5 separate regions of the Mus musculus genome follow, and regions 2, 3, 4 and 5 are each linked to region 1. Evidence: chromatin loops called from intact Hi-C (ENCODE). Cell type or tissue: gastrocnemius. All regions are shown on one strand. Each heading gives the region's core, and the rest is flanking DNA. Links, peaks and the distances in the headings are about the cores only. Region 1 holds the start of Pop7 (processing of precursor 7, ribonuclease P family, (S. cerevisiae)). Region 2 holds the start of Srrt (serrate RNA effector molecule homolog (Arabidopsis)). Region 3 holds the start of Slc12a9 (solute carrier family 12 (potassium/chloride transporters), member 9). Region 4 holds the start of Trip6 (thyroid hormone receptor interactor 6). Region 5 holds the start of Mospd3 (motile sperm domain containing 3).

The links. Hi-C counts contacts between places; a loop is a spot of excess contacts. Peaks named below come from ENCODE experiments on the same cell type or tissue, not always from the same donor. Only the 100,000 strongest peaks of a DNase experiment are listed, where the experiment ranks them.
Region 2: a loop joins it to region 1, with 4 times the contacts of the local background. A loop is called at or near these places in 6 of 42 quality-filtered maps.
Region 3: a loop joins it to region 1, with 2.3 times the contacts of the local background. A loop is called at or near these places in 14 of 42 quality-filtered maps.
Region 4: a loop joins it to region 1, with 2.5 times the contacts of the local background. A loop is called at or near these places in 3 of 42 quality-filtered maps.
Region 5: it touches region 1 in a loop (2.5-fold over the local background); 3 of 42 quality-filtered maps call a loop at or near these places.

The regions. Positions count from the first base shown.
Region 1 is chr5:137,499,928-137,506,191 of GRCm38, forward strand. Pop7 (processing of precursor 7, ribonuclease P family, (S. cerevisiae)) reads right to left here and starts at 2,502. Exons shown (of 2, transcript NM_028753.2): 1 at 2,352-2,502; 2 at 1,512-2,152. The coding sequence starts at 2,142. The coding sequence ends at 1,720. In gastrocnemius, for the core only: CTCF peaks have their summits at 2,207 (motif pointing right) and 3,094; DNase peaks (open chromatin) are centred at 2,263, 2,616, 3,031 and 4,230; H3K4me3 peaks cover 2,456 bases; H3K27ac peaks cover 2,633 bases.
Region 2 is chr5:137,304,347-137,310,610 of GRCm38, forward strand. It overlaps Srrt (serrate RNA effector molecule homolog (Arabidopsis)), which reads right to left and starts at 3,328. Exons shown (of 20, transcript NM_031405.2): 1 at 3,078-3,328; 2 at 2,700-2,839. The coding sequence starts at 2,821. Trip6 (thyroid hormone receptor interactor 6) reads right to left here. Exons shown (of 9, transcript NM_011639.3): 8 at 5,939-6,059; 9 at 5,553-5,828. The coding sequence ends at 5,697. It also overlaps the pseudogene Gm43013. In gastrocnemius, for the core only: no CTCF peak of the experiment used is centred there; DNase peaks (open chromatin) are centred at 3,078 and 3,376; H3K4me3 peaks cover 3,216 bases; H3K27ac peaks cover 3,190 bases.
Region 3 is chr5:137,330,297-137,336,560 of GRCm38, forward strand. Slc12a9 (solute carrier family 12 (potassium/chloride transporters), member 9) reads right to left here and starts at 3,286. Exons shown (of 14, transcript NM_031406.3): 1 at 3,152-3,286; 2 at 2,160-2,382; 3 at 1,830-1,964; 4 at 647-778. The coding sequence starts at 2,340. In gastrocnemius, for the core only: a CTCF peak has its summit at 3,750 (motif pointing right); DNase peaks (open chromatin) are centred at 3,320 and 3,730; H3K4me3 peaks cover 1,494 bases; H3K27ac peaks cover 1,347 bases.
Region 4 is chr5:137,312,841-137,319,104 of GRCm38, forward strand. Trip6 (thyroid hormone receptor interactor 6) reads right to left here and starts at 1,401. Exons shown (of 9, transcript NM_011639.3): 1 at 1,120-1,401; 2 at 741-868; 3 at 511-636; 4 at 1-249. The coding sequence starts at 1,228. It overlaps Slc12a9 (solute carrier family 12 (potassium/chloride transporters), member 9), which reads right to left. Exons shown (of 14, transcript NM_031406.3): 14 at 1,718-2,997. The coding sequence ends at 2,111. In gastrocnemius, for the core only: a CTCF peak has its summit at 2,903 (motif pointing left); DNase peaks (open chromatin) are centred at 1,468, 2,315, 2,579 and 2,839; H3K4me3 peaks cover 1,487 bases; H3K27ac peaks cover 1,929 bases.
Region 5 is chr5:137,595,947-137,602,210 of GRCm38, forward strand. It overlaps Mospd3 (motile sperm domain containing 3), which reads right to left and starts at 4,762. Exons shown (of 5, transcript NM_001254762.1): 1 at 4,325-4,762; 2 at 4,031-4,106; 3 at 3,648-3,877; 4 at 1,205-1,369; 5 at 699-1,107. The coding sequence starts at 4,529. The coding sequence ends at 1,076. It also overlaps the pseudogene Gm7285. In gastrocnemius, for the core only: no CTCF peak of the experiment used is centred there; DNase peaks (open chromatin) are centred at 3,856, 4,801, 5,145 and 5,680; H3K4me3 peaks cover 2,560 bases; H3K27ac peaks cover 2,305 bases.

The sequences.
Region 1 (6,264 bases), core at 432-5,431:
TCCAGTCCCTCCTTTATGTACCTTCTATTCAGTTTATTAGTCCTTTAATTAAGGATTTATGTCCTGGTGATCTGGGGCGATCTTTGTAATTCTAGGCACAATCTCCTGTCAGATGTGTGGGTGGCAAAGGTTTTCTCCAAGACCGTAAGCATCTCTTCACTCTGCAGGTTTGCTTTTGAAACAAGAGTAGCCCAGGCTGGTCTCAAACCCACCCTCCTGCTTCAGCTTAAGCGTCAAGATAATATATGCATGTGATCACACCCAGGTCAGTTGGCTTTTCAGAAACAAGCCTGTGAGCCACTGTGTAGCTCCTAAAGCCAATCAACACGTCTCAGGAGAAAGCTTTCAGACGTTGGTTCTCTCCCATTACGTGGGCTCTGGGGATTAAACTCAGGCGGTCAGGCTTGCCTTTACCCCTGGAGCCATCTTGGTAGCCCCTCCAATTTCTCTTCGGTATTTAGTTTGGGCCCCGAGCCCATGGATGGAATGCTGCCATCCACATAAAGAGCAGGTTCTCCCTACCTCAGCTAAACACATGCCCAGAGGAGTGTCTACTGGGTGATTTTACATCTAAGCAAGCTGGCAAGAAAGATTAAACAGCTGAACTAGGTTGATCTCAGACTCTAGACTACCGATGCCCAGCAACACATGAGCTCTTCGGGAACAGGAATCAAGTGTAACAGTCAAAACTGTCAGTTCAAGAGCTAGGGGCTTAGCCGTAGAAGGGCTACTTAGAATCCACCACTGAAGAGCTGGGGGCGTGGCTCAGCAACAGTAGACTTACTTTGGGTAAAAAGGCCCTAGGTTTGACTACCAGCAAACAAACCGTCAGTTTTGCATGTGTATGTGTGAGTACCAGTACATGTGCTACAGTTTACGTGTAAGTCACCTTCCACTTCGAGCCAGGGTTTCTTGCTGCTGATGTTTATGCCGGAGCAGCTAGCCCACAAGCTAGCGAGGATTCGCCCATCTCTGATACCTATCTCACTGTAGAAGCATGGGAATTGGATTCAAGAGCTGCAATGCTCCGCAGAAAAATGAGTTCTGCTGATTCAAATATTCATGATTATTTGACAAGTGCCTTGCCTATTGAGCCATCTCCCCATCCCTCCCCCGTCATAATTCTTGTGGTTACTAGGAATTGAACCTCTGGCCTAATCCTATGCTAGGCAACTAGGTAACACTCACTAGTCACGATTCCTTTGCTGAGTTATATCCACAAAGAACTTCCCTCACCTTTAAACCTTCTCTTTTCCCAAGCCTGGGAACCATGAGAGCCGGATACATCCCAGCTGTAGCTAGCTCAGTCGATGAGTCTACTCTCTCATCTTCCTGAGAGCACACTGTAACAATTAAGCTTCCGTGTTACACTCAACAAATTTGATTCCCGTCATACTGTGGTTCAATGTGAGATGCCTTACTGTGGCCTATATACTTGCTCTTTCCTACCATTTTCCTATTCAAGTACACACAGAATTACACTAGGAAAAAGAGGCCATTCGAAGCCCGGCACCAACACAACTTAATAATTTATTATACAGGACAAGGAAGATTCACTTCTCGGGCTCTCCATTCTCAGTCCTCTAGGCTGAAGTAACAAGGTAACAAGAGGCTCAGGACAGAACTCAGAACAAGAGCCACTATGAAGCACTAGAAACCTCGGCCACATGGATGTGTGTGCTCAGAAGCCTTGGTGGGTCCAAGTCAGCCTCCCTTCAGTTACTTGGGCGTGACCCTGAAGACTCGGATGTGGATGGCTGAGTTGTTCCTGACCCTCGTCAGGGGCTCCCGAGAGTCAGTCTCTGGCTCCAACTCGTCCACCAGCTCCACGGTGGAGGTATTGGCGGCCACCTGTAGGGACCCAAAGCTGCCCGCCTGCAGCTGCAGGGCGATGTTGATGGCCCGGTTGATGGCCAGGCCCAAGCCATGAATGTAGATTTCAGTGCATGCGTTCTGCCCCCTAGTGCCTCCGTCCAGGAGCTTTTGGCAGCGAGCTAGCTGGGCCTTAAAGTCAGTCTTCATGTTGACATAAATGTCGTTGGGCCTCCGGGGCAAGCGGTGGGGAAGTCGCTTCCGAAGGGTGTACTCCACAGGGTCCAGCTCAGCCTCGATGGCACAGCGGGGTTCTCTGTTTTCTGCCATGCTCTGAGTCCTGGCATGGAGAAGGAACAAGATTCAGGGAGGTCAGGAGAATCCTTTCTTGCCCGGCTTTCTAAGGGTGCAACCAGAAGGGGGCGCCCTCAACACCCTCTTCCTTCCCAGTGTCTCAAGCCCTTCCACTTCCGCTTTCTCCACTCCCAGTTTTAATTCATTCATCACGTGGTTCCCATTCCCGGCGTGTCCACGCCTACCTTCTTCCTTCCTCAGTGCCCTTCACTCGCGTGAGCCTCGCCGACCGATCCAAGTGGACGTCGCTGGCCTCGATATGCAGAAGAAGAACGGAGAAGGGATCGGAAGAGGAACGCCGGGCAGGCTCGCCAGCAAGGGCTACGCACTGCGCACGCGCGTCCCCGCTCCAAGCCGGAACCGATAAGCTTATGGCCTTCTAGGCTTCCGTACTCTCCGCCTCCTTTCCTCGTGCGCGTGCGCAAGGCGATTTAAGGCTCGCGAGACTTGAGGGTTCGCAGGGTTCTAGTGAGCGCTTCGAAGGGCGGGACTAGCTAGCAGAGGCGGGGCTAATTGACAGAGGCGGGCCCAAGAGGGGCGTGGCGTGGATCGCCCAGTTCTCCCCTCCCCGGGCAGGGCGGGACTCGAGGATCGAGGCGGGAAGCAGGGCTGGAAAAGGGGGTTCGGGCAGCGACCCCGGGTCAGCATTGGAGCTGGGATCGCAGGGGCCGGAAGCCTGTAGTCCACGTCCATCCCACTTCTGAGCAGTGGAGTTGACAGCTGACCTCCCGCCCGACGTCCTGACAGCCCCGGAAGCCGAGAAATCGAAGGGATCGTGTCCACCATGATGGACTCCTCCCTCTGCGAGGGACCCACATGAGGTGCCAAGTGTTGGCAGCTTCCCGCCACACCTCTTAACTGTCCCGCCGCACTCGAGCTGCTTCCCGCGACCGGCAAGCCATGACCGGCCGCTCCCTGGCGGAAGGGACAGGAACTGCAGTGCTTGGGTTCCTAGCCCCTGAAAGTTAGTGGGAATCTGGATCTCTGCCCGCAATGGTAAAGCATTTGGACCGTTCCCTGCAGAAAGGCGTGAAGCCTGCTTTGGGGCTTCGTCCTAGATACATCTCCAGGCCACTTACCTAGGCTGAATCTGACTGAAGGCTGGAAAGGGAAGTGTGCACTCTGCTATATAGCCAACCTTGAACTTCTGATCCCCCTGCCTCCACCTTGTGAGTGCCAGGGTTATAACCGCAGGGACTCACTCAACTGAGATACATCCCTAACTTCTAGGATTTAGGTTAAAATGGAAGGTTTGACATGCTAGACCTCAGTTTACTCCGAGCTGATCTATATATTTAATGAACATTTAGAGGAGTCTCAGGAAGAGTTGCACATATAAACCAAAAAATCTTTTTTTGGGGGGTGGGGGTGGGGATAGGGTTTAACGATGTAGCTCAGGCTAGCCTAGAACTCATGCTCCTGCCTTGGCCTCCCCAGCGCTAATGTTTTAGGTGTGCACGACTGCACCATTTTAATAAACTTATCCTAAAACTTATGGCAAATAAATAGACTGAATAAAATGATTTTGTAACGTTGTTGGACTCAACTGTCTTAGCAATTACGAGCACTTTCTGCTCTTCAAGATGACTCTCTTGAAGAGGACTCGAGTTTGTTCCCGGTACCCATGTTGAATGTTAAGTCCAGCTTCAGGAGACCTGACACCCTCCTCTGGCCTGTGTGTGTGCCCAGACACACACAGGCACATATATAAAAATTTAAAAATATATATTTACTTTTAAAGCTATGGCTATTGTGTGTATGCAGTGCAGGGACCATACACGTTGTGAAGTCGATTCCTCAACCTTTATATTGGTTCTGAGGAGCAAAGGCTCACACAGCAAGGACTTCACAGCTCACACACTGATCCATCTTGCCAGCCCCTTAAGACTTACCATGCAAATACGGTCATTAAGAAAAGTGTGCTGTTGGCAGGTGTATATATACAAAAATCAATAAAATAGAGAACTCAGAAACACTCAAGTACACCAAGCCATTGGAGAAAGGGCCTCACAGCCAGGCTGGCATCAAACTCAGTGAGCGTGCCCTTGAAGGTTGGCTCAACTGCCTCCCGCTGCCAAGTGTGGGAATTACAGGTGTGGGCCAGCATAGCTGATTCATGCAGTGTACTTGCTACCATTTGAGTTATAGCTCCGGCCAACTCATTGTCTTGACAGAAATGCAAACATAGCACAATGCAAAAGGACTGTGTATCGAGTGCTTCTGAAACAGACCCGAGGGTGGGGGAGGGCCTTAAGACCATAGCGTGGCCAGTGGCTCTGAATATGAAACTGTTAACTATAAAACAAATGGAGAAAATGTAAGGGGATTCTTCAAGAGGCTAGTCAGGCAACCAGTCCAGAGACAGGGTCGAGGTGGGGTGGGGAAGACAGATAAGCTGTTGTTCATCAAAATTTCAAGGGTGGAGGGTCTAAGGTAAGGCTACCCACTGTGAAACCCAAGAACCTGAGGTGGGGCCCTGGGACCCACCATAATAGAAGAAAAAAGTCCACTCCCAAAAGCTTTCCTATGAGTGTATGTCCATGCTCATATACTCCCCAAACACACTCAAAATAAATAAATTTAAAAATAAAATTTAGAAACCTTTAAAGCTGGGCACGATGACTCACCCTGTAATACAAGCACTTAGGAGACTGCGGCAGGAGGATTGTCATGGCCTCGAGGCCAGGTTAAGCTAGAGCGCTCCAGACTGCAATGTGAGACCCTGTCTCAAAAAGAAAACTTTTATGAACAACCAAAATAATATGAAAACAGGATGCACAAAGCTGGGTGTGGTGGTGCACGCTTGGTCCAGGCATGCAGGAGGTAGAGGGCAGGAGGCCTAGTCCCATCCTGGGCTATATAGCAAGTCTGAGGCCAGCTTAGGTCTGAGACCTGTCTATAGAGAGAAGGGCTGGAGAGATGACTCAGCGGGTGAAGTGCATTCTATCCAAGCCTAATGACCTGAGCCTGATGAACCGCAGGACCTACGTAAAGACGGGAGAGACCCGACACCACAGTAGTACTCTGACCTCCAAATGGTGATGTGGCTGGCACAGATATGCTCTCGCCCAACATACACCATTCACACGTGCACATATGATAATAATAGTAATAATGATAATAACACAAATTATAAAGGAGGAGATGGTAAAAGAAGCATGGTATGGGAGAATATATTTTCTTTTCATCATATATTTAATAAAAGATTTGTATCTAGACTATGTAAAAACTGGGAACTGAAGAGTTTACCCAAGTGGCATGGTGCCTGCAAAACCCAGATCTCTGCAGTTTGAAGGCTTAGGTAACAGGAACATGTTTCATAAAAGCAAACACACACACACATCCCAATGAGCAAAGACAGGAAATAAACAACCCTGCTAGTGGCAGTGATGCACACCTGTAATGCCAGCACACCAGAGGCAGAGGCAGGCAGGTCTCTGAGTTCCAGCCTGGTCTACAGAGTGAGTTTCAGGACAGGCAGGGCTACACAGAGAAACCCTGTCCAGAAAAAGAAAGAAAAGAATAGAAGAAAGGAAGGAAGGAAGAGAGGAAGGAAGGGAGGGAGGGAGGGAGGAAAGGAGGGAGGGAGGGAGGGAGGGAGGGAGGGAGGGAGGGAGGGAGGGAGGGAGGGAGAGAGGGAGGGAGGGAGGGAGGAAAGAAAGAAGAAACAAGAAACAACTCAATTACGAAATGGACAGACGTCCTGGACATTTCAGCATGGTCAAAGGATAAGTACCTCACAAAATGTTCAATATGATTAGCTATTAGGGAAATGCACATATAAAATGACAGTAATGTGAGGAGCCAGGGATGTGACTCTGTTGGTAGAGTGCTTGCCTAGTGCACAGAAAACCCTGGATTCCACCCCTAGCAAGGCATAAACCACAAGCCTGGGCACCTGTAATCCCAGCACTCAGTTGGTGTAGGCAGAGGGATGAGAAGTTCAAGGCATTCTCAAACACATAGTGGTGAGTTTGCGGCTCTGCTTTAAAAAAAAATGAATGAATGAAAGAATGAATGAATGAATGAAGAATCTTGACAATATCAAGTACAAATAAAAATGCAAAAAAAAATCAGGATCTCACGTCTTAGATTTCT
Region 2 (6,264 bases), core at 477-5,476, 200 kb before region 1:
GTGTTGGACTGACTCATCAAACCACACCAGCAGGCTACAGCTGTGGCTCAAACACTCGCCTAGAATTGTCGATGCCCTTCAATTCTGCTACATTAAAATCACTGCTAGCAGATCTTAAACAGCTCCTGACACTTTTCACTGTACAGTATCAAGCCATGGTGCATCATAGACTCTCATCTCAAAGTCTAAACATCAGGACTACTCATACTAATATATACAAGTTTCTAAAATGAGTTTCTACCAGCATGCTCCACTAGCAACAAATACTGACAGCTTTCCTCTTAGTAACACTTCTCTTAACTTCTTTTCCTACACACATCTGCCAAGCACTAAGTGTGAAGCCCCGGTGTTGACAATGCTCCAATAAAAACCCAGCACCTGTGAAAACCACTCCAGGCTCCCCCATCAATCACCCAGCTGCTCTTGCAGTGACTACCCAATGCTTAGCACAATGCTCTTTTATGCATTCTTCTCATCCATAAAACCAAACCAGAAACAAAACACAGTGCTCTATCTGGGACACTAAGTGGTGCTCTTCCTTCAACCGTGCATCCTTTTCATGACTTCTGTCCTAAGGTACTAGCGGCTTTAACCAGCACTCCTGCAGCTCCACTAAGAAAAACAGCAATGTCTCTCTACAGTCTGAGAACCACTACATCAACCAAGAGCACGTGCTCCTGTCTCAACTGTGTTGTGCTTACTGACCGCAAGCTGTTCACAGCACCTGTGTCTAGGGAATTCCCTAGAAATCCAGCTAAGTGTCTCTTTCCTGTGGCTCTCCAAAGCACTACATAGATGGCCATCTTCTGCTCCTCAGAACTTAAGTTCCTTTGCAATGATCATGCCTACTTGTGACATGTAACCAAAGCCACTTTGACCTCTGAAAGACTTCATCTAGCTTCAGACTCAGAAAAGCAAATTTGATTTTCTTTTTTCTTAAAGAAGCACTAAGGTGAGCTGGGCATGGTGGCTCACCCTTCTATTTCCAGCCCTGAAGAGGCTTAAGGCAGGAGTGTTATGTTCCAGGTCAGCTTATTCTACGTGAGGCCCTTTCTCAAAACCTAAAGGGCAAGGGGGCTAAGAGAGATGGCTCTCAGAGTTCAAAGAAGCAAGGCTCGGCTCCTAGGAGCCACACAGCAGCTCACATCCTTCTGTCAGTTCCAGCTCTAAGGATACAACACTGTTCTGGCTTCCTACAGCTATCAGGCACAGCATGAATGTGGTGCACAGAAATCACGTAGGCAAAACACTTATACATTAAAAAAACAAAAACCACAGTGCCGCACACCTTTAACCCCAGCACTCGGGAGGCAGAGGCAGAGGCAGAGGCAGGTAGATCTCTTGAGTTCGAGGCCAGTCTGGTCTACAGAGTGAGTTCCAGGACAGTCAAGGCTGTACAGAGAAACTCTGTCTCAAAAAACATACCAAAAGCTAAATAATTAATTTTTGATAACGTGCTGGAGAACTGACTCAGTGGTTAAGGGTTCTTGCTAATCCTACAAGGGACCCATGTGCGGCTCCTCTTAGCACACGTGGCAAGCCACTCACAGATGCTTGTTCCTCTAGCTGTAGGCCCCATAAATCACACTCATTTGCATATACCATCCACACACTCTCACAATCACACCCACACTAGGCTTCCTCTTTTCCAGGCTTTCCCTTCATTTCATACTTGTTTCGTGAAAGGGAGTCTCACCATGTAGCCCTGGCTGGTCTCAACCTCTTAAATTCTATCTCAAAGTCATTTCAAATCCCTCTAAAGAAACTGAGAGATGACTCAGCAGTTAAGAGCACTGGCTGCTTATCCAGGTCATGAGTTCAAATCCCAGCAACAACTACAGGGACCAGATGCCCTATTCTGTCATGCAGATGTACATGCAAATTGAGCACTCAAACAAATAAATCTTTAAAAATAAAGAAATCTGTTTTCAAGTTGAGCTATGGCGCTTAACTCACTAAACTGGCTTTGTTTTTGTTGTTTTTACTTCACCTCTGGATTTAAAAAGGAAGAGAGGTAGAGAGCTGGCTCAGTAGTTAAATGCACTCCTTTTAACCACTCTTGGTTGGCTCCTCTTGCGGAGGACTAGGCTTTGAGTCCCAGCACCCACAAAGCAATTCACAACCATCTTTCCTGCCCATTTCCCAGAGGATCTAAAGCCTTCTGTTGGCCTCCTCGGGCACCAGGAACGAATGAGGTGCATAGACATAATGTAAGCAAACCCCCATGAACGTTTTATTATATAAAAGAAGAAATGCACTTGCACATTTCTTATCTCAATTACCTGTTTTAAAAATCCTTTCAAAAAACTCTTAAACAGGATGTGGTAGAATACTTCCTTAATTCAGAAGTTTAATGTCATCTTGAGCTACCTAAAGAGTTTCGGGCCAATCTCACTTTGGTCAGTTTGTGCTTTCTTAATATTTGGATTTGAGATTGTGTCTCCCTATGTAGCCTGCACGGAAGATGCAGTCCAACCAGCTGTGCGGAGCTCCTGTCCAGCACTAATACTGACCGTCACTTTGGTTAAAAGCTCAAAATCTGAGCCAACGGTGAATAGACTGAAACTACAGAAATGGCTCAACGGTAAACTGCATCCTAATAAGATTTTGTAAGGTAAAGACAAAAAAGGAAACGAAAAGAAAAATTGTGGCGCGGAAGGGTTGTACGGGGCGGGGTATGGACGTTAATACTGTCTCACCGGTCATTCCAATCGTCCCCTCGCCGTCTTTCATCCCTTTCCCGGGAACGGTCATAATCGCTGCGCTCTCTTCGAAATTTGTCCCTGCGTCTTCGGTCGTATTCATCATCACTGTCACCCATGGTGCTGTCAGAGGAGGCCTGGGGCCCGGCGGCGGGTAGACACGGTGATGATGAACAAGGACCAGAGGAGGGACAATCCCCCGGGGACAGCACGCCCGCCTCCCTCCCGCCGAGGCCGGCCTGCCATCCCGGGCAGGGCGATCGCTCCGACAGTTTCACTGTCCCCACGGATTCCCCCTCGTCCACCCCCGAAGCCCCCGGGCACGGTCCTCTCCTCGCAATCCCGCCGCCCGGGCCTTTCCTTCCCCTCCCCCACCTGGCAGCGGTCGGGGCCGTTGGAAGCGCGCGCCGGCGGGCTTGTTTTCCGGGCGGACCGGAACGAGCGACAATGGACCACAAAGAGGGTTGGAAGGAGACGCTGGGATTCTCAGCCCGGAGACGAAGGGGAAGAGAAGAGCGGGACCGCGGGGGGGGGGGGGGGGCAAGGAGGCGCGCGCGCGTCCTACGTCACTCCCGGAGCTCGGCCTCCAACTACAAAACAAGACCCCCGGACCAAACTAAAACTCCGAGATTAAAAGAATGACGGGAAGAGGGTGGAGACGCGGAAGTCTCGCGTGGTTTTGCGACAAAATCGCCCCAGCTTCTCGGAGCTACGGAAGTTGAGCTGGGCCAAGCCAGGCCTTCTGAACGTGCTCGTGCCTACTTGAAAAGGAGGGCACTGGAGAAGTTAAGTGTCACTCCCGTAAGGTATCCTGGGTAGGAGCTAGTTTGCATCCAAAGGTTGCTTTGCAATAGCCCTGGGCTGGGGCACCTCTTGACCTCCTCAAGGGCGGATTTGCTATCGAGGGGTTTGGGGACGATGGATGTCTAGGGAATAATTCATAGAAGCAACCATTTTAGAGGCATCTCCTCCCACCATTTTCTCCTGCAAAAAAATACAGTATGTGCTACTTATAAAATGCGTTCTTCCTGCTTGTCTTGGACAGAGGAGCCTAATACTCATGCAAAAGTGTAAACCTCGATCTTAATGCCCAGTTCTTTAATGGGAGTCTTTACATTGCAGTCTGGAAACAACCACCAGGATCCACTAGTTTCCAGTTGAAATCCCTAAGATAACAGTAAGCCCTTTTCCATGAATAGAATACTAAGCTAAACAAGGGAGCATGCCACTGTCTTGCTCCCAGAAAAGAATGAAAAATCCCAGCATCTAATAAGGTGTATTTACAAGGGGGCATTTTAAAAACTTAGCAGACAGTTACGTTGGCACAGGCGTAACCCGAGTTACTCAGTAAGTCAAAGCAGAATCAAATTCAGGGGTTGCAAAATGAGTTCAAAGCCAGCCTTGACAATTTTCTAAAACCCTTTCTCAAAAACATTTTCCAAAGAGGCCGGTCCAGTGTGTAAGAGCACTTCCTGGTCTTGCAGAAAATCAGAGTTGGAGTCCCAGCTCCCATGTGGCTGGCTGCTCACAGACTGTTAACTCCAGTGCCTAGGGAACTGACACCTCTTCTGGTCTGCAAGGGCACTGCACTCAGATGCACACACACCCACACACTGATACACAGATACATATACTCATCATTTTGTTCCAAAACAAGGTTTCTGTGTACCCCATGGCTGGCCTGGAACTCCCCTTGTAGACTAGGTTGGCCTCAGACTGAGAGATCTTCCTGTCTCTGCCTCCTGAGTACTGGGATTTAAGTCTTGCAACCAGCTCATACACACGTAATTCAAGAAGATGGGAGCATGGTGGCGCTCACCTCTAATCCCAGCACTCTGGTGGCAGAGGCAGGCAGATCTCTGAGTTGGAGGCCAACCTAGTCTACAAAGGGAGTTCCAGGCCAGCCAGGCAGGGCTACACAGAGAAAGAAGGCCCCGTCTCAAGAAAGAAGTAGAGGAGGAAGAGGAGGGAAGCAATGAGAGTCGTACAGCTCAATGATAGAATGCTTGCCTACCGTATGACAGGACCTGGGTTTAGGAAGAAATAAGCTAAGAAAGGAGAGAGGGAGACTGAAGGTGCTGTTCAGCAGGTGGGCATGTGCTTAGCATATATGAGTCTCTGGCCCATCCCCAGCACCCTCCATCCCCCACAAGAAAAGTAGCCATGTGCAGTGTCACATTCCTGCAGCCCCAGCACTGCAGAAATGAGGGCAGAGGGATCCCGGGTTCGAGAACAGCCTCAGCTATCTAGCAATGTTTCAAACCAAGGGTAGCCTGGGATACTTTACAGTTTGTCCTTTAGAGAACTACCTCTGTTTGACATTTGGCCTATGTCACGGCACTGTGGCTAAATGCACCGAGCAGGTCAGCATCGTAAGTAAACATAGGATCCGAGATGATGCCTCCCTCTGGAGAATGGCATGGAAAATTGAAATCGATGAGCACACCAGGTATATTTGTTCCTTCTGGAGCAAGACCAAGATGAAGAAAACAGGCCACTGGCATCTGGCACTGTGGTGGCTGGTGCAGCCCAGATCTGCGACACCACTTCTGCTGTTGTATCTGGCATCAGAAGTCTGAAGGACTTGAAAGACCAGCAGAAATCCAATCATCTGAGACATCCCTAGCCTACAGTAAACAGGTTAATTTATGTAACAACAACAATAGTACAGGATGAGAGTTAATAAAAGATATGCAGGATCTCATTATGTAGCCCCTCACTGTCCTGGAACTTAGTATGTAAACTAGGCTGGGCTCAAACTCACACTCTGCCTCCGCCTCCTGAGTGCTGGAGTTCAAGCTTTCACCAGCCTCATCCTGTGAGACTCCAATAAAGAACAGACTTGGAAGTGCTTTTAAATGCTCCAGGGATTATTATTTCATGAAGAGAGGAAGAAAAGACAGCATTTGATGGCAAACACTAAGGGTAGATGTTGGGGGAAGTGACGGACGGACGGACGGGGGCTGAGATCCCAGCAGGTACTTCTCAGAGCAGTCAACAATCAGTGGTGACAGTGGCTGAGAGCTCTTGGATACGCCAGGCGCTGCAAGCCTTGCACAAGATGTGCCCATCCAGCGGGTAGCAGCCTTGACACTCTCCCTCAGAGGACAGCAGCAGCCCACACTCCTGTGAGAAAGAACAAAACCTTCATTAGCCTGGGACTTTCCCACAGTGCTTTTCCCCCAGCTTCCCGGGCTCTGCAAAGCTCTCGCTCCTGCCCAGGGACCCCCCCTCACCTCACACTTGTAACAGCCGATGTGGAAACTTCGATCCAGAGCAACAATTCTCACCGTCTCCTCCTGACCTGGTTCCGGCATGATGGCCCCACCACACACTGAGCATCGTGGGGCAAATTTCCTGCAGTGGAGGGGAACCAAAGAGGCTATCAGGTCCCTCCCTCCCACACCATCAGGAGACTCAAAATGAAGCCCAATGAAGGTGGAAGGGGCAGGGGTGGGGATGAGAAGGATATAAGAGATGTGTCTGGGTCTTGGGGAAGAAAGTGGTGTCAAAGAAAGAGAGCACCAGAAGGTGGAAACAGAAGAGGCAGACCCTGGGACAT
Region 3 (6,264 bases), core at 762-5,761, 170 kb before region 1:
CCACCATGCCCAGCTTAGGAGTTATTTCTTACTTTTCTTTAACAAACCAGTGCTCAAAAACATAAGCAAGACAGCTCAGTGGGTAAACCTCGTTTGTTCACCCCAAAACCTCAGTCCCCCAAAACAGCATAAAGGAGAAAACTGACTGCACAAGATTATCCCATGACCTCCACACTCAACCACAATACAGTGCACAATAAGCATTGTACACACAGCAATAAAAAAATAATGTCTATTTACAAATAAATAAACAAAGGAAAAGTGATAAGGGAAGATAGCCAACATTGACCTTTGGCCTCTACCGAGGCATACTCAACCAGGCTCACCTACACATGCACATACACACAACACACATGTACACTCCATATACTGCCCCCCCCCAAAAAAAAACAGAAAGAAAAGAAAACACATCTAAACAAGAACCTAACGTTTGAAGCAAGCTTAAAATTTTGTGTTGGGAGCATTCATTGCTATCCTTGGCCACATGTGGCCAGAGCACTACAGGTTGGACATGCCTGGGGACAGTAAGTTCCCTGGGGGCAGAGACAAGCACTGGGTTGCCCATGTGCATCTTGGGAGACATGACTCCACAATCCCAGATTCTGAGAAGCCCAGCACCCCCCACCAGCTTGGGGAGAGCACAGACCAGCCCCGAAGACGTCCAGTATAGACTCCACCAGTCCCAGCAGGGATACGGCACAGCCACAGACGTTAGCCAGGTAGAACATGAGGCCAATGCTGCCACCAACCTCCGGCCCCAGAGTCCTGCTGATCATGACTAAAAGTGGAAGCAGGAGATTGAGCGTTAAGGGAAAAGAAACTGAAATAGAGGAAGGGGCCCTAAGCCAACCTCCCAGCTGCCTCACATCCAGGTTTCCTGTAAGCATCAGCTCAGCTGCCAGCAATGCTGTGCCTATGTCCTAATCTCTGCATAAATCCTAAGAATGCACAGCTTTCCCCATTTCCCCGCTAGGATACATGAGCCCATTTGTCAGGCAAGCCCTCTACCCTGAGCGCCTCCCTTGCTCTCTTTTTACTCTTTATTTTGTTTGTTTTTTAATTTTTAAAAAAAAAAAAAAGAATTCATTTCATGTACATTGGTGTTTTGCTTGCATGTGTGTCTGTGTGAGGGTGACCGGAGCATCTGGAACTGGAGTTATAGACAGTTGTGAGCTGCCACATGGGTGCTGGGAATCAAACCCGGGCCCTCTGGAAGAGCAGCCAGTACACTTAACCCCTGACCCATCTCTCCAGCCACCACTTTGTGTGTTTTTGATACAAGGTCTCAAGTAGCCCTGGTGGCTTCCAACTCACTATGGGTTGGATGACCCAGAACTCCTCAGCATTAGAGGCATGGTTCATCATGTCCCTCTCTTTATTTTTTTATTTTGCCCAGGCTGGTCTCAAATTCATTCTGTAACCCAGGGTACTCTTGGGATTTTCATCCTCCTGCCTCCATCTCCCAGGTACCCAGGGTGAGAGGCCTGCATTTCCATGCCTGGTATCACTTTCCTCATCTGTACAATGACTATCAGTGAGCAATTTTTTGTGGTTGTTGTTGTTAGAGGGGGAGAAGGACTGGGGATCGAACCCATGCATGCTAGGCAAGCACTCTACCCCTGAGCTACATACACACTCTGTGCTTAAAAAACGCTAACTGCTAACAGTGTTAGGAGACCAGGCATGAAGATAAGAGTGCTGGTCACCTTTACTGGCTATATTCATTAACATTTGGCCTATTTTCAGACAGAAGATATTGGCCCCTTTCCCCTCCTGAACCTTGGAGGACAGAAATACCCAGACCCCAGTCCATCTAGGTTGGAGGATACAGTAGGCTCCGCCCCCTCTCACAGCTCCATTGGTGGCAATGGCACACACTGAGAGGACTGTTAGTGCCAGAATGATGTAGGCAACCAGTAGCATCGCCAAGGCCTGCAACAGCCCAGCGTGGCCCACCACGAACCCTGCACAGGGGGAGAAAAGCAGGTCACAAGGGATGCTTATATACCTCTCCCCCTTCCCCCCATCCCACTGGCCAGCACAGTCCCACAGCAGAGCCACACACAAGGCCTCAAGGGGCCTTACCCTCCATCTGACCACATGTACTAGGGTCCATCCCTAGCCTTAGCCCCTTCCCAATAATTCCCTCCTCTACTCACCAATCCTCAGAAACACGACTATGCTAAACATGGACAGAACCGTGGGCACCACCACACCCAGGAAGGTGGAGAGCTTGCGGGATGATGGCACTCCAGATACTCCAGCTCCATTGGGAGGGAAGGCAGCCCCCTCTTCCCCCAGAAGCCGGTAGGCCAAAAGAGGGGAGCTCTCGCTGGCCATTGCTGAACGCCAGCAGAGGAAGCCACAAAAGGGCTAGGAGACCTGTAAAAAGAGGTTTTAGTGGCTGGATAGCAATACCACAGACCCTCTCTCCCTAAACAAAACCCTAATTAAACACTCAGTTTCCTCAAAAGGAGAGTTGCAAAGGATACACACACACACACACACACACACACACACACACAGGGCACAGAAACTCAAAACTGTCCCAGCAACTTCCCCACTCTCGGACCCTGGTGTTTAAATAATCAGGGTCCCTTTCAGTTCTTAGGGACCGTGTCATCCTCCGTGCCTCTGAAACTAGGGGTAGCAGTGAGTCTGCGAAAGGGACACAGATCCCCTTGTCAAATAGGTCTCGCCTTAATTGGCAACAAGAGGGGAAGAAGATCTCCTCAAAGGGAAGTTAGCTATTACCAGTAAACACCTCCTCCCAAGTCCTATGCTGCTCCTGTCGAGTACCCTCAATACAGCACCTCACACATGGGCAATAAGAAACTTTCAAAGCTCTCAAAGCTCCACCTTGTATCACCCCTGTCCCTCAACCCATCTCAATCCTGACCAGATTTTTCTAATCTCTACAATGAGCCCTCCAAACTCTATCAATCCAAACAGAGCCATCAATTGTCCAAACACAAATGCAGGCAGCCTAGCATCAGCCACACAGGATCCCCAGGGTCCTCCTCCCCCACCCACCCGCTCTTGTCCACTTGCTTCAGTAACTGGATGCCTGGGGGGGGGCGGGGGGGACAGGCATCTGGCTCCAGCCGGCCAAGTGCACCCTGCATCTGGGTGCCGCAGGGTGCTCACTCACCACCTAGGAATGAAGCTGCTCCGGTGTGATCCCAGCGCGCCTGTGGGGCTCCGCTATAAACCGAGGGGGCGAGGGAGCCGGAAAAAGCAAGCGGGCTACCGGGATGTCAGGCCCGGAGCCTGCCCTCCCCAGCAAGGCGTCCCATTGGTCCCGATTCAAGCCCCGCCTCAAAGGTGTGGTCTACACTCAAGCCCCGCCCACACTCTCGTACGCTGCCTTGCAAGCCAAACCGTTCCACGTGCGTCTCGGGTGTCTTTTGCAAGGTAGTGGGTCACGATCCTCAGAGCCCCCCGTTGCCAGGATGCTAGCAGATGCCCATGGTGAGGGTCTGACTGCACTCCGAGCTCCAGGACGCCCCCAGGAATATCTGAAAGGGGCGCGTGGCGACTGCGGAAAAGTGGAGTGGGCGGAACCGCGGCACCTGACTCAGGTACACACCTGGGAACTGAGAGCGACGTCGGTCGGCGCCTGCCGGAGTCGTACTATTTCAGCTTCTCGGGAGACCCAGAGTGCCTCGGGCTTCCAGCCTGGTCCCTTTCACATTCAGAGGAGACCCCCTCCTCGTCCAGTTTCAGCTCGCAGGCTGCGCTCTTCTCTTCGGCCACGGGAGGGAGCCGTGATCCTCCATCCCGACTCAGGTCCGGGTAAATAAGCAGGTAACCCTGCTTGCTTTTGTGCCTAAGATCCTGTAACTGTGAGCTGGGCAGTGGTGGCGCATGCCTTTAATCCCAGCACTTGGGAGGCAGAAGCAGGCGGATTTCTGAGTTCAAGGCCAGCCTGGTCTACAGAGTGCGTTCCAGGACAGCCAGGGCTACAGAGAAACCCTGTCTCGAAAAAAGAAAAAAAAAATCCTTTATCTGTGACCCCAAAACTCCAACTTCAACCCTTACAGGTCTTACCAACGACGCTTCCTCATCTATAAAACGGGACTTAAAAAAGACATCCCTTCAAGGAGAGCAGTTGAGAGATGAACTAACCGTGTATACTCGCAGGGGGCATGGGTGGGGGCGCTCTTTATGTAGACCGGGCTAGCCCCATTTCAATACATAGCTGAAGAAGACTTCGTGTTTCTGATCCTCCTGCCTATACCTCCCATGTGTTGGGATTACAGATAAGTAACAGCACAGCCTGATGCAAATATTTATTTTCCTAAAAGAGCACTGCCCCCACCCACCCCGAGATTAAACACAGAGCCTCAAGCACACTAAGTGATGCTATAGTACATACGAAGCCTTAACATATTGACTCTTTAGTCCAATACATACATATTCATTTTTCCCCTCACACGGTATTGTATTAAATATGCATAACCATTCTGTGAGTGCACGTTCTACTACTGTGGTTGTATTAGATTAGGGAACTGAAGATGGGAAGCTTTTTTTCTTTAGATTTTTTTTTTAAATGTGAGTATTTTGTCTCATGTATGTATGTGTACCACGTGCGTGCCTAGTGGCCATAAAGGTTAGAAGGGGTGCTGGATCCCATGGGAGTATAGGTACGGATGATTGTCAACCACCATGTAGGTGATGGGAACGGAATCTGGGTACTCTGCAAGAGCAGCAAGTGCCCCACTGAGCCATCTCACTGGTCCCCCTTGGAGACCTTTAGCCACATGTTCTGAATTTTTATGTAGCGTAGCAATTCATGGTCACCCTGTTATTTGGACCTCCAGAATGAGCACAGTTATAGAGTCTCACATTCCCATAGAAGAGGCTGGGGCTCCAAGTTACCAAAAGCACTTGTCCTAGAAGCACAAAGACCCGAGTTCTGATCCCCAGAGCTCAAGTAAAGGAATCTGAATAAGCCGGATGCTGGGGAGGCAGACAAGAGGATCCCTGGGGCTCAGCATAGCTGCACTGGTGACCTCCAGGTTCAGTGAGAGAAATAAAGTAGAAAGTTACTGAGAAAGACACGTGACCTAGGCTTCCTCGTGCGTATGAATTTATGTGGACACAGATGGGCACACCTGCTGTGGCTCTACCAAGGATAAATCAGGCATCCCTGCTACCCATGTTTCAGACAATATTTGGCGATTTTTTTTTTTTTTAATTTCTAAAAGCTCCCTCCACTCTGACTATGCAGTTTGTGTGATTGTTTGAGCCTGGCTCTTAAGTAACCCAGGCTGCACAGCTGTGGATAACCATGAATTCCTAAGCTTCCTGCCTCCTCGTCCCAAGTGCTGGAATTATAGCTATCTTGCCACCATGCCTGCCTTCTTCTTTCTTGGTTGTGTCTCCCCCACCCCCTCAATTTTTCAAGACAAGGTTCCTCTGTGTAGCCCTGCCTATTCTGGAACTTGGAACTTGTTTTGTAGATTGGCTGGCTTAAAACTCAGAGCCTCTGCCTCTGCCTCTCTGCCTCTGCCTCTGCCTCTGCCTCTGCCTCTGCCTCTGCCTCTGCCTCTGCCTCTGCCTCTCTGCCTCTGCCTCTGCCTCTCTGCCTCTGCCTCTCTGCCTCTCTGCCTCTGCCTCTCTGCCTCTCTGCCTCTGCCTCTGCCTCTGCCTCTCTGCCTCTGCCTCTCTGCCTCTCTGCCTCTGCCTCTCTGCCTCTGCCTCTCTGCCTCTCTGCCTCTCTGCCTCTCTGCCTCTCTGCCTCTGCCTCTCTGCCTCTGCCTCTGCCTCTCTGCCTCTCTGCCTCTGCCTCTCTGCCTCTCTGCCTCTCTGCCTCTCTGCCTCTGCCAAGGGCTGAGATGAAAGGTATGAACTACCACATCTGGCTAGTCTTGTTTATGTCTTTTTGTTTGTTTGTTTTTGAGACAGGGTTTCTCTGTAGCCCTGGATGTCCTGGAACTCACTCTGTAGACCAGGCTGGCCTCAAACTCAGAAATTCACCTGACTCTGCCTCCCAAGTGCTAGGATCAAAGGTGTGCGCCCCCACTGCCCGGCTGTTGTTTATGCATTAAGTGTGGTTTTGTCTGTTGGTTTTGAGGCTGGGTTTCATGTAGCCCAGGTAGCTGGCACTCAACTGAATCTCAGAGGTATACCTATGTAATAGCACTCGGGTATATCCTCTGACTGTTACCACAGAAACCTTCCATCCAGTGAAATGTCTTCAGGAAGCAGCCCAGAATCAACTCCAGCGTCAGACAGCCTATCAGGGTAGGCTCACAATCC
Region 4 (6,264 bases), core at 605-5,604, 190 kb before region 1:
AAAGTGGGGGCCTGGAAGAGGCCCAGAGGCCTGAGAGGCCCCTCGCCTGGGCAGTCCACAGCCTCTCACAGGTTGAGCCACCTTCACTTGTACAGGGAAAGCAGGGCCAGCTGGCGTGCTCGCGGTAGCATAGGAGGCTGGGGTAGGTCCACCATAGTGGGATGCTGGGAGCATCGGGGTTGGAACAGCACCTCCACTGGGCTTCAGGGAGCCTCCGCGGTAAGCATGGGGTGGGGGAGCCTCAAAAGCCTGGGAAGACAAGCAATGCAGAAACAGTAAAGCCAGACCCAAGATCCATGCGTGCCAGGTGGGAACCCCAGGGTAGCAATGACTTCTGACAAGTTCCCATGGCCTAGGCCTGCCAAGGAGGAAGTGCGTGATTCCTTGAACCAGGTGTTTATTAGTTGCAAAGAGGGTAGGTGGGCAGTGAAGAGGGTGGACTGAGGCTGAGAAGCTAGGGCAGGGAACTGGCTGAGGATGGGGAAGCAGAGACAGAACACAGGAAGTCACCTGTCTGTCTGGCCGCCTAGGTGCATGACTGCGACCCCCGTCCAGATCAGCCAACATGCTGGTGAGCGAATCTATCTCAGCATCCAGACTGCCAGGGCGGATGATCCCCCTGTCTGGAGGGAGCCCCTGAGACAGAGGGAAAGGAGGAAGAACAAATGCTGATGACACCCCCGACCTAGACTTCTTTCACCTTGACCCTGAGAGACCCTACCCTCATCTCCACTTCTCACCTGCAGGCGCTGGGGTGTTCCATGGGATCCCACCCAAGTAGGCCCCCGATCTTCCGGTACCCCCGGAGGCTGATAACAGTGTTCAGGCGGGAGGGGGCAAAAGTTGACCCTGGGGTGAGGCTGGAGTGCTAAAGGGAGAGACAGGAGGTGGGACTGGAGAAGGGTACCTCGGTAGAGCTGCCCTTCTAAGGGTGGCTCTCCTTCTTCACATTCCCGGGAGTCTGGGAATCAACCAAGAGTCAGGGAAAGTTGCACAAGAGCTGGGGCCTCTGGTTTGGGAAAGGGACAGCAGGAAGCAGGCAGGCAAGGGAGAAAAGGTGAAGGAAGGTGGCCAGCGGCTCTTCTGCTACTCCGGCGTGTGTGAGAGAGGAACACTTACTTGCTCCGTGGGCCGTTGGCGGGCCCAGGGCGCCTCTGGGCAGCGATCTCCCCTGAGGGAGTCTGGAGGGTTCTGGCTGCTTCGGGGGAAGCCAGGTGGGCCCGGACATGGTCTGGAATAGGGTTACTCCACTCCAGACAGAGGTCAGGGTCCCCACAAGCTCAGAGCCTGGAGCTCGGAGCCTTGGGCCCTTTCCCTCCCTTACTGTCCCACGCCCCGTTTGGGACTCCCGCAAAGAAACTTTTTCTGGCTTTTTTTCCTCCCTTCCTCCCCAATTTTGGAGACGACCACGCCCCCTGACGTCACCACATTCCAGGGGAGGGTCACGTGGCCCCAAGCCTTATTCTACAATCCTTCCCCTCTCTGGCCCCCTCCTGTTAAGAGAAGACCGCCCTCCTCCGGAGCCAAGCTGCAGGGTGGGCTGCAGGCCGCTCTGAGAGGCTCTGGCCCAGCAATTCTCTCGGATCCCTGCCCCAGTCTTGCACGTGGCAGCCTCTCGGCCCAGGCTCTGAACGCATCTGTCTCCACCCCCTCACGGTTCTCTCCCTTCCCACCCGGCTGCCTCTCACCTACCCACCAGCAGTGCTCCACCAGCCCATAGTGTTTCGGTCTTTTATTTATGGTCAGTAGTTAGAAAAATAAAACAAAACACAAACATCACCACCCAAGGAAGTCGGGGAGAGGGAGGCGGTGCGTCTGTGGCCAGGATGGGGACACTGAGGTAGCCTAGAGTCACAGAAGAGGCCAGCCCCTCTGGTCAAGGCACCAGTGAAGGAAGCGGAGGAAGACCAGGGACAGGGCCGCAATGTCCTCCCCTACAATGGGGCAGCCACCTAGAATTAGTGTACTATGTCCGTTCCCCCGCCCAAAGGAGACCATGGTCCCCTTAACACATCATCCAAAGGGCAGGGCCCACTTGGGGCGGGGGGAGGGGCGTCCATTGCTCAGAATGAGCCTGGGCCCGCTCTATCCAACCCTGTATGAACAGGCATCAGAGATCAGTGCAGGTTACCGGAGTGACCCCGTGAATAAGAAGGGTGGGACCCAGATCACGGCTCAGGGTCTCCAGCAGTGCCAGGTATCTGGGGTAGCGAGCAGGATCAGCAGGCGGTCGAGGCAGGTACAGGAAGGTAAGGGCTGTGGTGGGTCCCTCCTCCCCATCCCTTCCTTCGGGTCCCCCAGGGCCTCCTACGGTGCCTCGCCCCTGCTGTGCTCGCACCAGGGCATTGGCACTGCAAGCTAGAGCCTCAGCCTCTTCGTCTCCTCGACCACCATTCACAAAGTCCCCTTCCTCCTCCTCAGGCTCGCCAGTCTCTGCCCCTTCACCCCACACCACCTCTTGCACCTCTGCCCGGATCCTGAGTTGACTCAACAGGGCCCGAAGCCTTCCCTCTGCTGCCCCAGGAGCCTCCCTGGGCCCCAAGCACAGGAAGATCCGGAGCCGGGCACTGTGCCAGGCAGGCACCATGCTTAAGATGGTAGCCATCTGCAACAGAAAAAGGCCACAGACGTCCACGTAGCCAGGTCCACCCCGGGGCCTCAGCAGGTTTAAGGGCCACACGTCCACATGATGTAGCTGAGCGCTGCTACTGGACCCCCGGCTTAGCCGCTCCGGGGGCAAAGCCCCACATGCTCGTGCGAGAACCACATTCTTGTTCATCTTGAGAGCATCTGCCACCGTGGCCACGTAGTCTTGGGGACTGAGAGCCCTGGGGCTCCCAGGAGCCCGAGGTGGAGGGAACAGCGTGCTCAGGGCTGGCGACCCGCCCTCTCTGGTGCCCTCTGCAGGTTCAGAGAAGGCTGGGTCTGTTAGAAAATGGTCCTGGGGTGGGGCATCGTCGTAAAAACCCAGCACCAATGTGTTGGGCTTCATGCCGCCTAGGAGCAGAGAAGGGAGGCAGGAAGGAACAGAAATCAGACTGAGGACTGAGTTTACACCACATAAAACGCGCCCACTCACACTTAGGTCAGCCATGAGGTATGGTATCCTCCTTGGCCGAAGCCCTTACAGCAAACATCAGACACAGGTTTGCACAATGATTTGGCTTTGGCTAAACACTTTCACAGGCATTTATTTGACTATCTCTAGGACTCATCTCTTCCACTTTAAATAGGTAAAGTTCCCTTTAGGATGTTTTTCCCTTGTGAGGAGAGATGCTGGAGATTAAAGCTAGTGCTACGAGATCGATCAAGAAGATTAAGAACAGCTATATTCCAAGCCCCATCGTAGATTTCCTTTAGGGTTGGGGGGGTGTCTGTCTGTCTGTCTGTTGGCTTGCTTGTTTTCTTGCTTTATCGTTCTAAGGCAGGGTTTCATGATGTAGCTCTGACTGGGCTGCAACTCACTGTGTAGAACCAGCTAAGCACAAACTCATGGAAATCGACTTGCCTCTCTCTTCTGAGCTCTGGGATTTAAGGCACTCACTCACTCAAGGTTTTTGGTTTTCCAGACAAGGTCCCAGGCATCCTGGGCTTTCTTTGAACTCTGAGTGGCAGAAGATAACCTTGAACTTCTGATCTTCCTACATCCTCCTCCTAAGTGCTGGGATTTGTGGAGTGCTGAGAGGAACCTTAGGGACCTAAGTGCTCTACTGTACTGGCTGGTTTTGTATGTCAACTTGACACAAGCTGGAGTTTTCCCAGAGAAAGGAGTCTCAACTGAGAAAATGCCTCCATGGGATCCAGCTGTAAGACATTTTCTCAACTAGTGATCAAGTGGGGAGGTCCCCTTGTGGATGGTGCCATCCCTGGGCTGGTAGTCTTGGTTCTATAAGAGCAGGCTGAGCAAGCCAGGGGAAGCAAGCCAGTAAAGAACATCCCTCCATGGCTTCTGCATCAGCTCCTGCTTCCTGACCTGCTTGAGTTCCAGTCCTGACTTCCTTTACTGATGAACAGCAATGTAGACGTGTAAGCTGAATAAACCCTTTCCTCCCCAACTTGCTTCTTGGTCATGATGTTTGTGCAGGAATGGAAACCCTGACAAAGACATCTACCAATGAGCTACAGCCCCAGATCTGGGTTCTTTTAGTGCTAGGGTTGGCTGTTATCAACCTCAGGCCCTAAGCAGCTCATCTTTTTCATGTTAGGAGAAGCCATTTCAACCAGGCATGATGGCTCCAGCCCATAATCCCAGCAACCAAGAGGCTGAGGCAGGAGGATTGCTCTTAGTTTGATGCCAGCCTAGACTACAGAGCTAGACCCTGTCTCAACCAGAAAACAAGCAAGCAAAACCCCAGAGATTCAAGTTAGCCTCTACTGAGGAAAAGAGACTTCTGTAGCCCAGGCTGGCTCTGAACTTGCAGCCCTCTCTGCCTCAGCCTCCTGAGTAGCTGGGATTACAGCCTGCATCACCAGGCTTGAGTGAAATAAAAGCAGAGAGCCTGGCCATTCAAGTTCATGATGTCAATCTCCAGGGAAGACCTCCCAGGCCCCTAAAGGGAGGCCAGGACGATCTATCTCTAGTCTTTGCAGCTTCCTTCAAAGCTCCAGGGACAGCAGTCTGCAGGCTGGTACCCAGAGGAGGCAGAAAGTGTCTGTTGTTTATCAGAGGCCACATCCTAGAGAAAGCGTTCATTTACCTCATTTGAACCCTGTGGTAACGCTATGAGATAAGTACTATTCAGTCTGCCCCTTTTAGAGATAAGGAACCAGCCTCAGGCCCCACGCAATGAAGTCACTGGCCTCAGGCCTGAGAGGGCTTGGGCACGAAGCTGAATATGTCTGCCCACATGAGAGGCCGTACGTTCGGTCTCCAACCTTCCTAGCTAGGCTTGGAGCAAGCACAATGACTCAAGGCTGTCCAAGAAGTCCCAGTGGTGTAGTAGATAAAGCAAGGGCCTCTCACATCCCCGACCATAATCGCTGGAGATTTACTTTTTTTACTTTAAAAAAAATTTTTTTTATGAGACCAGATTTTCATTATGTTGCCCAGGCTGGACCGCAACCCACCAAGCTACTGCCTCAGAAACTTCATTTTCAGGATATGGCAGCTCATGCCTATAATCCCAGCACTCAACCAGCTAAGGCAGGGGCATCATGAGTTCAAAGTCAGCCTAGACAATTTAGTGACACCCCATTTAAAAGAAAAAAAAAACTTCTAATTGTTTTTTTCCCTTCTTTTTTGAAACAAGGTCTCACTGAGAATCCCTGGCTGGCCTATATCTCCCAAGTGTTGGGGTTAAAAGTGTATGCCTTGATACCTGGCCTCTACCTTCATCATCACCATCACCATCACCATCACCATCATCATCTTGTGTTGTGCATGAAAGGGGGGTATGGATGCCAAGGTATTCATGTGCAGGTTAAAGGACAATTTTATGGGGTCAGTTCTCTCCTATCTTTATGTGGGTACCAAAAATGCCAGCCCTCTACCTTATTTTTTGAGTCAGGGTCTTACAGAATCTGGCGTTCATTGCCTGGCTGGCCCTAAGAGCCTTCTTGCCAATGCTGGAATTAGATGTGCCCAGAGGTGCCCGGCTTTGACATGGTGCTGGGGACCCGAACACAACTCCTACTTACACAGCAACAGCTGTACCTGGTATGCCACGCCCCCAGGCACACCTTTTCCTTTCCAGTGCAGCCATCTCCCTCACCCTCAGGGTATGTCTCACTAGTATAGGGACCCCTTTGTAGAAGAAAAGCTAAGGCCCTCAGGTGCCCTAGAGGTAAATGGTAGTTATATCACAAACCTCTTAGCAGAAGCTGACTGCAAGCCCAACTAATTGTCCACCACTTTGCACCAAGCAGTTCAAAGTTCAATGCTGTTGACCTTTGGCCTGACTTACTGCAGGGGGAGATGGAGGTGTTTGCTCAGATAACAGACACTAGTCTTGGGATCTAGGAGGTGTCTAAGCATGGGATCGGAGGTCCCTGGGGTACAAGGCTGCAGGCCTGGCTATATGAGTCACAGAGCTGCACTGCCTGCTAGTGTAGACCTGTGATCCTAGCTGTGTGGGAGGTTGAAGCACAAGGATCTAAAATTCAAGGTCTCTGGAGATAGTGGCACACACCGTTATTCTCAGCAACCAGGAGGCAGAGGCAAGAAGACCCCTGTGAGTCTAGAAAGTGAGTTTTAGGACAGCTAGGGAAACACAAAGAAACCCTGTCTCAAACCCTTGCGCCCCATGGAAAACAAAAAACAAAAAA
Region 5 (6,264 bases), core at 815-5,814, 96 kb after region 1:
CCTGGACCAAACCCATGAAAAGATGCAGCTGACAAACAGGGTCGGTTGCCCATCCCAATTAACCGAATCAGTTAATCCTCTGGATGCCCAGCAACCCATCTCCCCACTGATTCTGGAATCTGTCACGTCCATATTTAATGGTGCAGCTGCGTGAATGTGTAACCCCAGTGCCGGGAAGGTGGAGACAAGCAGACGCCTGCTTCACTGGTCCTAGCCAATCACTGAGAGCCTTAGCCTCAAAAATTAAGACTGTAGGGCTCACACTTGCCACCGAGTCTCATAACCTGAGCTCAGTACCTAGAATCCATAAGCTAGAAGGAGAGAACCAATGCAGAAATTTGTCTTCTGACCTCTGGTGTACACTTTTTTTTTTAAAGATTTATTTATTTATTATATGTAAGTACACTGTAGCTGTCTTCTGACACTCTAGAAGAGGGCGTCAGATCTCATTACGGATGGTTGTGAGCCACCATGTGGTTGCTGGGATTTGAACTCAGGACCTTTGGAAGAGCAGTCAGTGCTCTTAACCACTGAGCCATCTCACCAGCCCTCTGGTGTGCACTCTTATATGCGAGTACATGCATACATACATACATACATACTCACGCACGTACATGTGTATGCAGACACGCGCGCACACACACACCATTAGAAAAAGAAAAAGTAAGAAGTTTGCGATAAGCATCCTACGTTTCTCATTTTGATTTTTAAAATGTATTTTAATCAACTTGGAAAATGAGTACAAATCCCAGGTGCTTGCTGTGGGGAGGCTGACAATCAACGGATGGGCGGAAGCGAGGGAGGAGGAGCAACGGATGGGCGGAAGCGAGGGAGGAGGAGCAACGGATGGGCGGAAACGAGGGAGGAGGAGCAACGGATGGGCGGAAGCGAGGGAGGAGGAGCAACGGATGGGCGGAAGCGAGGGAGGAGGAGCAACGGATGGGCGGAAGCGAGGGAGGAGGAGCAACGGATGGGCGGAAGCGAGGGAGGAGGAGCAAGGTGCAAACATCACAGTGGCTGCCTTAGGTCCCTGCCTGCGAAGGAGAGGGTGGGTGAGGTGGGTTCAGCTGAGAGTTCAGGTCCGGAGGAGCACCATGGTGAGGAGGCCTGAAGGTGGGAGAGAGAGAGAGAGAGTCCATGTAGGGGCCTTCCTCTCCCTATCCTTTCTCCGGAAGAGGGCCCCGTACTCCTCCACTGTGCTCACCTAAGACGTAGGCCGCAACCAGCTTCTGTCCCAGGGACACGTGCAGGACTTGAGGCAGCTGGCTGCCAAGCTCATCCTGCAGTGGTAGGAGCAGGAAGGCCACAGAGATGACGCCTGCCAGCAAGAAGAGCAGGAAGGAGCTGGTGGCCAGCTGCTGGGGGGCATCTGCAAAAGGAGGGAGATGAGCACTGGGGGCCACAGTCTCTCAGGGATCGGGAAGGACGGGAGAGATGAAACTACGTTGTTGGGGTTGATTCGTGTACTATTTACGTATTTAGAAACAGGGATTCACATGCATGTAGCCTAAGATGGCCACAAACTCATTATGTATCCAAGAACGGGTCTTGAGCCGAACAGTGGTGGCGCACGCCTTTAATCCCAGCACTCGGGAGGCAGAGGCAGGCGGGTTTCTGAATTCAAGGCCAACCTGGTCTACAGAGTGAGTTCCAGGACAGCCAGGACTGCACAGAGAAACCCTGTCTCAAAACAAAAACAAAAACAAAACAAAAGAACTGGGTTTTGAATTTCTGATCCTCCTGCCTCTCCCTCCCAAGTGCTGGGATTACAGATGTGCAACACCATATCCAGCTGTGGTTCTCTTTCCTGAGTGTGTACATGGATGAGTGGGTGGGTGGGGACATGTACATGTGCTATGTAGAGAGGCCTCAGGTGCCATCTAACGTGTGTTTGAGGAACTGGGTCTCTCAGTGGAACCTGGACTTGTCTGTTAGACCGGCCGACTGCTTAGCCAGCACCAAGGATCTGTCTGACTCTGCATCCTCACAACTGGAATTACAAACAAATTGCTACCGTGTCACCAGTGCTGGGGACTGAGCTCCGGTCCGTGTTCTTTACCAACTGAACTGTCTCCTCAACCTTCTCATCCAGCTGTTTTTCTAAGTATTCCTAAGTAGCCGAGGCTGGCTTCGAACCTGCAACCCTCCTTCCTTGCTTGCAAACCCCCATGTGGTGTTACCCCAGGCCTGTGCCACCATGTCTTTGTGTTTACATCCTATTGCCTTCTAAGGGTACCCTGGGAATGTTCTCTTCTCCTTGGTGCCTCTGTCCTGAAGCCACAAGAAGCTCTGTCCTCTGGTCCCCACTTCCTCTTGCCTTCTATACTATGTTCTCAGTGTCCTGGGCTGACAGGAAGGGACCTCTGTATCTCTCATATCAAGCATACCAGAGCTGACTGCTCGGGGCTAGAGAGATGGCTCAATGGTTAAGAGCACTGACTGTTCTTCCAGAGGTCCTGAGTTCAATTCCCAGAAACCACATGGTGGTTCACAACCATCTGTAATGGGGTCTGATGTCCTCTTCTGATGTGTCTCGTTATATATATAAAATAAATAAGTAAATTCTTTTTTAAAAAAGAGAGAGAGAGAGAGAGAGCTGATCACTCAGTACAGGTTTTTCATTGAACTGAACATAGCTGGCACCTGAGACACTGCAGTTGGAGCTGGAGAAGAACTTGTCTCTCTGATTAGAAGTTAGAAACCAGGACAACTGCAAAGTCTTCTTCCTCACACCTGATAAAAAACCTCAAGCAGGATTATCTACACACACACACACCACACACACACACACACACACACACACACACACCACACACCACACACACCACACACACACACCACACACACACCACACACACACACACACACCACACACACACACACATGACACACACACACACACACCCACACACACACACACACACACCCCCATATACAGCACACGCACACACACCACACTCACACACACACCACACAGACACACACCACACACACACCACACACACACACACATACCACACACACACACACCACACACACACACACACCACATGCACACCACACACACACATACCACACACACACACACCATACACATACACAGACACACACACAGCACACACACACCCCTGAGCCCAGAGACTTCTTCAAACCCCATTTAGTTTCTTTCTAGGGTATTGCGACTGCGTCTTCTCTCCCTACAGAGGTCCCCAGTGCAGGGCTGGGGTTACTGCTCAGCAGTACAGTACTTGGTACCTGGTAGGCCTTTGCCCAGTACTGCAGAAAACCAAGACCCGTGGAGAGATGACTCAATCAAAAAAAGGGCTGACCATGCAAGCATGGAGATCTGAGTTCAGTTCTCCAGAACATACTTAAAACTGGGCATGGAAGTGTATGCCTATAATCCCAGTGTTTGGGCGGTGGAGGCTCTGGATTCTGCACCGCCCATCCAGTCTACAAATGAATGTATATTAGGTTCAATGAGAGAGCCTGTCTCAAAACAACTAAGGGTGAGAAGAGACTGCACATGTGCTCAAGTCCATGCATAAGGACCCACATGCATATACTCACACAATACATATACACAATACCACACACACACACACACACACACACACACACACACACAAAGAATCTGTTCAACTCACTCTCCTGAAGATGTCTGGCTGGGGTCAGTCCTGTCCACACAGGAGGCCCTGGGTTGGGCGTTGGCTCAGAATGTCCCTGAAGCTCCAGGGGGTACGCTGGGGCTCGAAGAACAGAGGTGATGTCTTTTCTTCCAACCACTCGTCCCTCAGTCCCCTCCTCAGACAGCTCAATGCGGAATCTGTCCTGGACGTCATAGTGGCTGGGGACGGGGGCCACGTGCCGTATCACACTGAACCATTGGGAGGAAAGGAAGTGAGAGGCAACCAACCATGTAAATCCAGATCTCCTCCCCAGAAACTTTTCCCAGAGTGACTGCAGTCAGCAGGAGAAAAGACAACAGGTAGCTGTGGTGCCTGGCTGCTTCCCCAACCTCCCCACTCACATGTCAATGCAGGACTGAGGCTTCACATATCCCTCTGCATCGAATACCGTGTATTTGGCAGGTGCTGTGCACAGAACTGTCAGATAAAGATACGCGAAGAGATCTTAGGCAAGTTTTACTTATAGTGCTCCACCGGGGCCCCTCATGTCAGCAACCCCGGAGATGGACATGATTTTTTTTTCAGACCCAAAGCTAGGCATCTTGCCTCTTGATTAATTCCTCCAGCCCACACAGTCTTCCCATATCCTGCTACTAACCCCCAGAGCCCTAGCTCTAAGGCGCCCGTCTCTTCACCTCGGAAGCGAAGCGCAGTTCCCGTGGGGTTGTAGAGGGTCAGCAGCTGCCGGGGTCCACTTCTCTGGTCCGCCCTGAATACTAGATCCGGGGGAAAGACCAGCACCGGGACAACGGGTCCTGAGGAAGGAGGGGAGCCCCGGGACCCCCGCCCAGGGGCCCCCGGACCCACCAGCTCCTGGTCCTGGGGCGCCCCACGGCGCATGCAGGCTCTGGGCGGTCGGACATCCGAGGGCAGAGCTCAGGAGGACAAGAGGGTCTTAGAGTTTAGGGCTAGTGACGCGATGGATGAAAAGAGGACAGGGGGAGATCATGAGCAGAGCGAGGCCTGATGTCACCACTGCCTTGGAACCCCGCTAGATGTGGATCCTGCAGCCCCGGGCCCCGGTTCCCAAACCTCCTCTCCTGCCAGCTGGGCCCCAGGTTCCTATAGGCCCCGCCCCCAAACCGCACCGCAGTGGCCACGCCCACCTGGCTAAAATCCGTCCCGCCTCGTCGCTTCCCAATCCGGGTCTTCCGGTTTGGGGCGCAGTAAACCCGCCCTGTTTCTGACCACGCCTTTTCCGGGTCTTCCCGCTCCGATCTCCTGACGGACTCTGCTCTTTGAGAGTCCCTGACCTCCAGGTCACCGAATTGTGTCCCTGTGCCCTTTCCTTGAGCTCGGCATATGCTCTGCTCGGGATCCCGCCTGTGAACAGCCGCTTGTACTGTGATAATCACCTCGCGGTCAAAGTTTCCTCCGGTCAACTTGTGACCAAATTAAGGGCGCCATCTTCCCGAGAGTTCCTTTATGCACTTCCGCCGTACGGCCTCTCTTATTGGTGGGTGCTGAATCCCTTCCGCCCCAATGTTCGCTGATTGGTGTTCTTCAAAGACCAAACACGCCTCCTTTGGCACCACTGATTGGCTTGATCTTGGTAAGAATTTTATGTGTCCTGAGTTCCTTCTCTGTCTGAGAGTTAAGTGCGAGAGGCGGGACTGTGAGCAACGACCTAGCGTTTGTTTATCTGGGCCTGGGAAACGTATGATTAAGTCAGTAATCAATAAGCAGAACTGGATGAGGCAGGAACTTTTTTTTTTTTTTTTAAATAAGAGGGTTAGTGCTGAAGGGTTCGGACCCAGGTTCGCTTCCAGCATAGACATAGTGACAACTATAACTCCAGTTTCTGGGAATCGAACGCCCTCATTTGACCTCTGACAATACGTGGGTCATATACATGTAAAGAAAACTTTCGATACTAAAGATGTGCCTACAAACCAAAACAGGAACCACCAAGAAAGCAGGAGAACTTTTTCTAAGCCGGCGCTCCGTCAGGACGAACATGTTCAGCTCGAGCGCCAAGATCGTGAAGCCCAATGGCGAGAAGCCCGACGAGTTCGAGTCTGGCATCTCTCGGGCGCTTCTCGAGCTGGAGATGAATTCTGATCTCAAGGCGCAGCTGCGGGAACTCAACATCACCGCAGCCAAGGAAATTGAAGTTGGTGGTGGTCGGAAAGCTATCGTAATTTTTGTACCAGTTCCTCAGCTTAAATCTTTCCAGAAAATCCAAGTCCGGCTAGTGTGAATTGGAGAAAAAGTTCAGTGGGAAGAATGTAGTCCTCATTGCTCAGAGGTGGATTCTGCCCAAGCCAACCCGGAAAAGCCGAACGAAAAATAAGCAAGAAGCGCCCCAGAAGCCGCACCCTGACAGCAGTGCACGATGCCATCCTTGAGGACTTAGTCTTCCCAAGTGAAATTGTGGGTAAGAGGATCCGTGTGAAACTGGATGGCAGCCGGCTCATAAAAGTTCACTTAGACAAAGCACAGCAGAACAACGTGGAACACAAGGTTGAAACTTTTTCTGGTGAGTACAAGAAGCTCACAGGCAAGGATGTTAATTTTGAATTCCCAGAGTTTCAGTTGTAAAGAAAATGACTGAATAAAGTGTCATTCATAGTTA